Regions from separate parts of the Homo sapiens genome. Here region 2 is linked to region 1. A link is a loop called in an ENCODE intact Hi-C map of the cell type or tissue named here. Cell type or tissue: ascending aorta. All regions are shown on one strand. Each heading gives the region's core, and the rest is flanking DNA. Links, peaks and the distances in the headings are about the cores only.

Region 1 (8,038 bases), core at 4,955-7,454:
GTTATCTAAAGTCAAGACAAAGGGAAGAATCGTAAGAGCCGTGAGGCAAAAGCATCAAGTAACCTATGAAGGAAAACCTGTCAGATTAACAGCAGATTTCTCAGCAGAAACCCTACAAGCTAGAAGGGATTGGGGTCCTTTCTTTAGTCTCCTTAAACAAAACAATTACCAGCCAAGAATTTTGTGTCCAGCAAAACTAAGCTTCATAAATGAAGGAAAGTTACAGTCTTTTTCAGACAAATGCTGAGAGAATTCATCATTATTAAGCCAGCACTAAAAGAACTGCTAAAAGGAGCTCCAAATCTTGAAACAAATCCTGGAAACACATTAAAACAGAACCTCTTTAAAGCATAAATCTTACAGGACCTATACAACAACAACACAATGAAAAAAAAAACAAAGTATACAGGCAACAATGGCACGATGAATAGAATTGCGCCTCACATCTGAATACTAACGTTGAATGTAAATGGCCTAAATACTCCACTTAAAATATATAGAATGGCAGAATGGATAAGAATTCACCAACAAAGTACCTACTGTCTTCAAGAGACTCACCTGACACATAAGGACTCACATAAACTTAAGGTAAAGGGGTGGAAAAAGATATTCCATGCAAATGAAAACCAAAAGCAAGCAAGAGTAGCTATTCTTATATCAGACAAAACAAACTTGAAAGCAACAGAAGTTAAAAAAGACAAGGAGGTACATTATATAATGATAAAAGAAAGAACTATTTCAACAGGAAAATATCACAATCCTAAATATATAAGCACCTAACGCTGGAGGTCCCAAATTTACAAAACAATTACTACTAGACCTAAGAAATGAGATAGACAGCAATACAACAATAGTAGGAGACTTCAATACTCCACTGACAGCACTAGACAGGTCATCAAGACAGAAAGTCAACAAAGAACCAATGGATTTAAACTACAGCCTACAACAAATGGACTTACTGGATATTTATAGAACATTCTACCCAACAACTGCAGAATATACATTCTGTTCATCAGCACATGGAACATTCTCTAAGGTAGACCATACGATAGGTGAAAAAACAAGTCTCAATAAATTTAAGAAAATTGAAATTATGGCAAGTACTCTCTCAGACCACAGTGGAATAAAATTTGAAATAAACTCCAAAAGGAACCCTCAAAACCACGCAAATACATGAAAATTAAATTATCTGCTCCTGAATGGTCACTGGGCCAACAGTGAAATCAAGATGGAAATTAAAAAGTTATTTGAACTGAATGATAATAGTGTTACAACCTATCACAACCTCTGGGATACAGCAAAGTGATACCAGGAGGAAAGTTCATAGCATTCATTAAATGTCCACATCAAAAAGATTGAAAGAGCACAAATAGACAGACAATCTCAAGTCACACCTCAAGGAGCTAGAGAAACAGTAACAAACCAAACCCAAACCCAGCAGAAAAGAAATAACCAAGATCAGAGCAGAACTAAATGAAATTGAAACAAAAAAATACAAAAGATAAATTTTAAAAAGCTGTTTCTTTGAAAAATAATATTGATAGACCATTGACAAGATTAACCATGAAAAGAAGACGGACGATCCAAATAAGCTCAATTAGAAATGAAATGGGAAGAATTACAACCAATACCACAAAAATACAAAAGATCATTCAAGGCTACTATGAACAAGTTTTTGTGCATAAACTAGGAAACCTAGAGGAGATGGATAAATTCTTGGAAAGATACACCTGGCCTAGATTAAACCAGGAAGTAATAGAAACTCTGAAGAGACCAATAACAGCCCTGGACCAGACGGATTCACAGCTGAATTCTATGAAACATTCAAAGAAGAATTGGTACCAATCCTATCGACACTATTCCAAATGATAGAGAAAGAGAGAATCTTCCTTAAGTCATTCTATGAAGCCAGTGTCACCCTAATACCAAACCAGGAAAGGACATAACAAAAAAAGAAAACTACAGACCAGTATCTCTGATGAACATAGATACAAAAATTCTCAAAAAAATACTAGTGACGTGAATCCAACAGTATATCCAAAAGATAATCCACCATGAAAAGTGGGTTTCATACCAGGGACGCAGGGAAGGTTTAACATATACAAGTCAATAAATGTGAGACCAGTCATAAACAGAATTAAAAACAAAAATCACATGATCATGTCAATAGATGCAGAAAAAGCATTTGACAAAATCTAGCATGCTTTCTGATTAAAACCCTCAGCAAAATCGGCATAAAAGGGATATACCTTAAGGTAATAAAAGCCATTGACAACAAACCCACAGCCAACATAATACTGAATGGGGAAATTTGAAAGCCTTCCCCTGAGAAATGGAACAAGACAAGGGTGCCCACTTTCACCACTTTTATTCAATACAGTACTGCAAGTCTTAGAGCAATCGGATAAGAGAAAGAAATAAAGGGCATCCAAACCAGTAAAGAGGAAGTCAAACTGCTACTGTTTGCTGATGACATGATCGTATACATAGAAAACCCTAAAGACTCATCCATAAAGCTCCTAGAACTGGTAAATGAATTCAGCAAAGTTTCAGGATGTACACAAATCAGTAGCCCTGCTATATACCAACAGTGACCAAGCTGAGAATCAAATCAAGAACTCAACCCCTTTTACAATAGCTGCAAAAAAAATTTAAATACTTTAGAATATTCCTAACAAAGGAGGTGAAATACTTCTACAAGGAAAACTACAAAACACTGCTGAAAAAATCATAGATGACACAAACAAATGGAAACACATCTCCTGCTCATGAATGGGTAGAATCAATATTGTGAAAATGAACATACTGCCACAAGCAATCTGCAAATTTATTGAAATTCCCATCAAAATAGCACTGTCATTCTTCACAGAACTAGTAAAAACAATCTAAAATGCATATGGAACCAAAAAGTCCCCACATAGCAAAAGCAAGACTAAGGGAAAAGAACAAACCTGGAAGCATTACATTACCCAACTTCAAATTATACTATAATGCTATAGTCACTAAAACAGCATGGTACTCGTATAAAAACAGGCTTGTAGACCAATGGAACAGAATAGAGAACTCAGAAATAAACCCAGATACTTACAGCCAACTGATCTTTGACAAAGCAAACAAAAACGTAAAGTGGGGAAAGGACACCCTATTCAACAAATGGTGCTGGGATGGTTGGCAAGCCACATGTAGAAGAATGAAACAGGATCCTCATCTCTTAACTTACACAAAAATCAACTCAAGCTGGATCAAAGACTTATATCAAATACCTGAAATCATAAAAACTCTAGAAGATAACATTGGAAAAACCCTTCTAGACATTGGTTCAGGCAGAGACTTATGACCAAAAACCCAAAAGCAAATGCAACAAAAACAACGATAAATAGATGAGACTTAATTAAACTAAAAAGCTTCTGCACAGCAAGAGAAATAATTAGCAGATTAAGCAGACAACCCACAGAGTGGGAGAAAATCTTGGCAATCTATACATCTGACAAAGGACTAATATCAATAATCTACAAAGAACTCAAACAAATCAGCAAGAGAAAAACAAACAATCCCATTCAAAAGTGGGCTAAGGATGTGAGTAGGCAATTCTCAAATGAAAATAAACAAATGGCCAACAAACATATGAAAAAATGCTCAATATCGCTAATGATCAGGGAAATGCAAATCAAAACCACAATGTGATGCCTTCCTACTACTTCAAGAATGGCCATAATCAAAAAATCAAAAAATAATACTTGTTGGTGTGGATACAGTAAACAGGGAACACTTTGACACCGTTGGTTGGAATGTAAACTAGTGCAACCACTATGGAAAAAAGTGAGGGGATTCCTTAAAGAACTAAAAGAAAATCTACCATTTGATCCGGCAATTCCATTACTTGGTATCTACCCAGAGGAAAAGAAGTCATTATAAGAAAGAGATACTTGCACACGCATGTTTATAGTAGCACAATTCACAATTGCAAGAATATAGAGTCAGCCCAAATGCCCACCGATCATTGACTAGATAAAACACATACACACACAAACACTATGGAATACTACTCAGCCATAAAAAGGAACTAAATAATGGCACTGGCAGCAAGATGGGTGGAATTGGAGACCATTATTCTAAGTGAAGTAACTCAGGAATGAAAAACCAAATATCATATTTTCTCACTCATAAGTAGGAGATGAGCTATGAGGACACAAAGGCAAAAGAATGATACAATGGACTTTGAGGATTCAGTGATAAGGGTGGGAGGGAGGTCAGGGATAAAACCTAGTCACTATGTACAGTGTACATTGCTCAAGTTATGGGTGCACCAAAATCTCAGAAATCACCACCAAAGAACTTATTCATGTGACCAAACACCACCTGTTCCCCCAAAACCTATTGAAATAGAAAAAATAAATAAATAAAAGTAAAAAACCTGTTATCAATCCCAAAATAAAATTATCAGTTACCCCCCAAAAAGGATTTATCAAGAAAGATGAGATGGAATTGAAAGGTATATATGCAATCAACAGTATGGACAAATAATATTGAATACATTTTTTCCCTTTCATACACCCTTTTATTCATTTTTCTGTTTAATCATCTCTCGCATATGGAGACCTAGCATTTAAGGGAATTATAGCCACTACCACCTTGTTTTCAAGGCCATAATGAATTTGGAAATGTGGTATCCACTTATGAGCTTCCATCACATTTTGAGCATATGGCTCCATGAAATACCGAAAGCACTTTGGGATAAACTCCATACAGTCAGGAGATCTTTCTTAATACCATCTGGCAACTACTCTGTGCTTACTCTTTGTCCCACCTTCTAAACGTTTAGATGGGCAGGTGGGAAGAGCAGTTGCCACATTATTGAAAGCCAGTGTTCTAGTATCAGAGGGCCATAGCAGGCCCTCTGGAGCAACATCTGGAATGTCCACAGGTAACCCTGTCAATCTCTGGGGATCACAGGGCATCACTTTCCTCTACTTCTCTCTCTATGTGTGTCTCTGCAAGCCAACCTGATTCTATATTACATTTTCACAAAGTACCATATTCTAAATTTAGCTTATCCAGGGAGATGATATACTTGATTCACTTTGGGGGAGTGATCCTCTGCCTGGTAGGCAGAATAATGGCCCTCAAAGAAGTCCGCTCCCAATCCCTGGAATCTAGAAATATGTTGCTTTACAGGGCAAAAATGGATTTTGTAGATATGATTCAGTTAAAGGTCTTGGGATGGGAAGATTAGCTTGGATTATCCAGGTGAACCTAATCTAATCTTATGGCTTCTTAAAATTGATGAGCTTTTCCAGGCTGAGATCAAAGACGGAGATGTGCCTACCCGCAGATCCTAGATGGCCATGTTTGCAACAGAGGTGTGTTAATTTTCTATTGCTGACGTAACAAATTACCACAAGCTCTCTTGGAAGGTTAGTGGAAGGCAAGGATTGGCATCTCTAATATAATTATACAGGTAATGATGAGCAGTGCGAAGATGTGACTCCAAAGCCTGGAGAAGGACAGACCAGCATCCCTGCAAGAGATCCAACTGTCTTCTTTTCCGCAGAGGTCCATAATTTACATGGGCCTGACAAAGAATACTGTAACTTGCAGAAATTATCTTCAGTTCAAATCCTTCATTTTGGGGGTTAAATAACTTGGTAAGATAATGAGATTAATATTATTGTAAAGATTGCTAGAAAGAATTGTAACAGTTCATGTATGTGCATAAATAACAACCTTAAAGCATGTTTTGGGATGAGGTGCAAAATGAAAATTGGGAGAGGGACTTTAGTAGCAGTAAACAGAACTTGAGAATGGAATAGATGCATACTCTATAGCACACTGCAATAAATAGAATACATTTTAAGTTCCTAGAGAAATTTTTGAAAATGCCACATTCAAAGCCATCAATCCCTACTCAATTAGCATTTCATTTTGATTTTGGTACTGAAGCCCAAGATGTCGAGGGAGCGGAAATACTTGCTGGTCTTGCAGCGGCTGTGGAGCCTGGAATCCTGCCAAGAAGAGCATGTGTGAGAGATCAAAATGTTTGCTTACATTCCTCCTGTGAAGGGAGTTGGGAAATAACCTAAGAAGCCCAATCCAAAAACAAAGATGTACCATCCAGTCTTCTCTGTGAGAACCAAACTACAAACCATCTGAATGTTCCAAAAGTGTTTTGATGATGTATTGATGTATTTTAAATTATCCTGAAAATGTTCTTGGCAGATGCTTAAACATGTAATTACTGAGATGATGTAGAAATACCAAGTGTTTATTAAAACAATACAGAGTAATACAAATGGTATGTTTGTCGCAATATAAAAGTATCTAAAAATTAAAGAGTTCTTTAATGGTGGAGATTGTTTTCCTTTTTGAAGTTAAAATATAAATTTTTGTAAAAAGCACAAATTATTACTATTTATAGCTAACATTTATGGAGTGCTGACTATGCTCATTTTTGAGCATACATTGCCTCATTTAGTGCAATGTTTAGCATTAACTTATGAGGTAAATGCCATTGCCATGCACATTGTACAGATGAAGACATTGAGGTTTAGAGAGATTGCATCAATTTCCCAATGTAACACAGCTAGTGGTGGGGCCAGGATTCCACGAAGCCTAACTCTAGAGTTTAATAACCTAAAGAATAATAGGTAATATCCTTGCCACTCTCAGCATGTGCCAGTTGCTGTTCCAAATGGTTGGTTCAAATTATGTACTCATGTAAACCTCAGAATAACTCTATGAGGTAGGTTCTACTATTATTTTCATAGACACATATTTTATATGTCTATGTCAGCTTTAAAGCCACTTTTGAGTTTTTTAGCATATTTTTGAGAACACGTCAACTTTATTTCCGTTTAAATTGCTTGAGACACACCATGATTGTTGATACAGTCTCTGGAAATTTTATTCCCAGCTGCGTATCTCTCTGGAGCCTTTGACTTACTCCCATGTGGGCGGGAGGTGCTTTGCCTCTGGCCACACCTGCCATCCTGGAGCCTCCTCACCCTAGTCCTGGGGAATCCCTTCCCTCTCCCCAGGGTGAGAGCATCAGCTTGTCAGATATCACACCTTTCTTTGAATCATCAGTTTGGGGGCACTTCATTAGTTATCGTCTGGAGAAAAGGTACACCACGGCATAAATTTATTGAGATCTTTTATGTTTCTATTGGATTTCTACTCTGCTGTGATGATTTTCAATTCTCAATTGCCCTCTTGGGCCCCAGAGTGCTGGCAGCTGGGCATGTGTCTTCTGCACGGAAACTTCCAAAATCATCCTTTGAAAAATCTGACCAGCCCAAGAGAAAATACCCACCCTTACTGACATTATATTCCCCAGCAATTAATCCCACCAGAGAGTTCTATAGCAAATCTCACATGACACAGATGCCACCCATGTATTCAGAGCTTCCCGATAGCTCGTTAGTGCCCCATCCTGCAACAGAAGACAACCAAGATCATCAGAAATGTGGAGTGATTCCAGCTTTGTAATAGGAAAGATAGAAACAAAGCAAAGAAAAAAGAAGTTAGAAGAAATAATCCATGAAGTGAAAAAATACAAAATGTTTTTAAAAGCTGTTATTATTTACAAAGAGAAAAGATATATGCATGAAAGAAGACTATGATATCATAAAAAAAAAAAAAAAATCTCTTGAGAATTGAGCGCAGGCGCGGTGGCTCACGCCTGTAATCCCAGCGCTTTGGGAGGCCGAGGCGGGCGGATCACGAGGTTAGGTAATCGAAACCATCCTGGTTAACACGGTGAAACCCCGCCTCTACTAAAAATACACACACAAAAAATTAGCCGGGCATGGTGGCGCGCGCCTGTAGTCCCAGCTGCTCGGGAGGCTGAGGCAGGAGAATGGCGTGAACCCGGGAGGTGGAGCTTGCAGTGAGACGAGATATCGCGCCACTGCACTCCAGCCTGGGCCAGAGCGAGATTCCGTCTCAAAAAAAAAATCCAATTATAAGCGTCTTGGGAGAAAAAAGGCAAAATCCAGGACTACCCAGGTAACCAAGTAACTCCAAAAGCTTGTTTGCATTA
Region 2 (2,500 bases), core at 1-2,500, 95 kb before region 1:
ACTTAAATACTTTCAGGATTATGTATTTTATTAGCTAGAAATAAAACAAAATGCAGAGGGGAAGGAGATGCTTTACAAATTCCTGAAAGCCTCTTCAATTATCAGTATACAGCTTCTGCAGCAGGGACGACCCTTCTTCTACTCCCAAGCCAATACACCCTTTCTCTTGGTCTCAAACACACAGACATAAAATTTATGTGGGCAGTTTACCATTTTCCAGTTTTCATTAATTCAACTGCTTCATTGATTTTATCAAGATTCAGAGTATGAGTAATTAGTGGATCTAGATTCAACTTCTCTGCCATATAATCAGCAACCAGTTTAGGGATGTGCTGTCTGCTCTTCCAGCCTGGAAATACAGATTAATGATGAATTTTACACATGAGGCTTCATTATAAAGGAAAGGTCATTCAAAGTAACTGCTGAAGTTGTTGGCTTTGACTGAGAAAATCTAAGCCTGTCCCGTTTACTTGCCTCAATCATCAGGAGAATGCCTACCCCAACCACACACATTATATAGAGGGCTGTGTTCCTAAAGGAGACTTCTGGTACTACAGAGGAGAATTAATTCAAAGCAGATAGAATGTGGACCTTGCCTTGAGTGTTCCTGGTGTCATGTTGCAATCTCTGGGGAGCAGTGAATCTATATCTAATGTATAACAAAGGCCAAGGTCTTGGGAATCATGGAAAGAAGCAATTCAAATGTTAAATATAGCACATTTTTTTGTGTGTGCATTCCCTCATGTGTATGTTTTGATCTGCCACTTCATAAAAGAGTCAAATAGCTTAAAGGAAAAGAAGAACTCTCACTGTGGCAGCAGTCCCAGTGAAAGCTCTTGGGAAAAGAATGTGTACAAAGCAATATAAGAATAAAATGTGCTTTCTGGAAGTAAGAATTGAACAAGCAAAGATGGAGTTAGCTAAGGTAAGATGTAGTTTAGCATTGTATTTTCTCTATTCCCGTGATTTTCAAGAAACACATTAAATTTAGCACTGTGCTAAGTGCCACGCTCAGTGAGTTACCACACAGACTTTGGCAGTCTGCTCATTGCTAGAAAGGGTGGGTGTGGTGTAATTGTGCAAAGTATAATGTGGCGTAATCTGCTTAGTGTTCTATGCGGATTATTCTGTGATAGGATCTTGACAATTACTTGCTTTTCTTGGTTCTAGCTTAGGTTAGGCTCCCCAACTTCTTCTCCAAACTACCACAAACTCTTCTAATAGATTTATTTTTAATTTAAGTTTGTTTCTGTTATGTGTAACCAAGAATACTAATTACTGTTCTATGTCATGACATGAAGGGCCAGTGTATATTTCTATTTGTTTTTATATTTTGATTGGTGATCTGATAAAACATTTTTACATCTATGTCAACCCTCCACTTTTTTTCTTATTTCAACCAAATGACATAGGAAAGAAAATTCTAGGACCACAGACGGGACTAGGCAGTGTTTCTCAACAAGGGCACTACTGGCATTTTGGGTGGGGAACATTCTTTCTTTTGCACATTGTGGGAGGTTTAGCAGGACTGTCCAACACCTGTTAAATGCTATTGTTGATTGAAAATCATTGAACCAGAGGACTATACTATTTGTGGAATAAACTAATTTACATTAATGATCACTATATGAGTGCTAGAGTGGCCAGTGAATTAGTTTCATTCACTGAGGGTTTTAAGAATATTGGTAATCTTATTTTTATAAGACTTAGCTGAGTATGTGTATTTTGAATTAACATTATCATCTATAAATACAATAGAGAGAAATGGCAATGGATGTATTCAATGATCTTAAATAGAAGAACTGAAATTACAGTTCTTCTATTTAATAGATTATATATATAACTGGATTATTACTTTTTTTTTTTTGCTGGTCCTGCCATGTATCTACTCTTTATAAATGAATTAGGTAAGGCTTCTAATATCTGTAATAACATGCTGCCATAGCTTACTTGGGGACTACAGACAGCTCACTTGTGCAAGTAATTCAGGCACTCCTCTAATTCTCATCTCTTTTTGCCCAGGCATTCAGATTGCCCAGAGTTTCTGGATAAATACATTTCTTCGTAAATTTCAGATTTCTTGCTTATGAGCCCAGAATCTTAAGCAGATTTATTTAATTTAGTTTGTCTTCTACTTTTTCAATAAAATAGTCTTCTAAAGTCTATAAAAATGTTCCAGGACAGGTAAAAAACAGAAAATCAAAGGATTCTATAAGATATTTTTCCTCTGGGTAAAATAATTCTTATTTTTTTTAATCAATAGTATTTCTTTTAAATCAAGAATCCATTGTGTTTAATATATTTGAGTTGGTAGCGTGACAACTCATTTGTTTGGGATAAGATTTTACATGAGTTGAACAATGACAACTAATGGCTAAGTATATTCTCCAAAGAATCCCAGCTGGCAGGTGTATAATTTCGCTGAAGTGTAGTTATAGATTACAATATTGCCTTCTTTTCAATTTAGAGTTTGCTTTAAATGTTGGACACTGGATTCTTT

The links. A loop is a pair of places that touch in the nucleus more often than their neighbours do. Peaks named below come from ENCODE experiments on the same cell type or tissue, not always from the same donor. Only the 100,000 strongest peaks of a DNase experiment are listed, where the experiment ranks them.
Region 2: a loop joins it to region 1, with 5 times the contacts of the local background. A loop is called at or near these places in 8 of 110 quality-filtered maps.

The regions. Positions count from the first base shown.
Region 1 is chr4:99,295,011-99,303,048 of GRCh38, forward strand. It overlaps LOC100507053 (a long non-coding RNA gene), which reads left to right. Exons shown (of 10, transcript NR_037884.1): 8 at 5,289-5,360; 9 at 5,459-5,645; 10 at 5,941-6,346. Among named protein-coding and RNA genes, the nearest start is that of ADH1A, 8.0 kb to the left of the region's middle. In ascending aorta, for the core only: no CTCF peak of the experiment used is centred there; DNase peaks (open chromatin) are centred at 6,001, 6,601 and 6,921; H3K27ac peaks cover 2,500 bases.
Region 2 is chr4:99,204,715-99,207,214 of GRCh38, forward strand. ADH6 (alcohol dehydrogenase 6 (class V)) reads right to left here. Exons shown (of 9, transcript NM_001102470.2): 8 at 211-349. All of the region lies in intron 4 of LOC100507053 (a long non-coding RNA gene), which reads left to right. Among named protein-coding and RNA genes, the nearest start is that of ADH6, 13 kb to the right of the region's middle. RefSeq lists an enhancer at 352-853. In ascending aorta, for the core only: no CTCF peak of the experiment used is centred there; a DNase peak (open chromatin) is centred at 1,037; H3K27ac peaks cover 2,500 bases.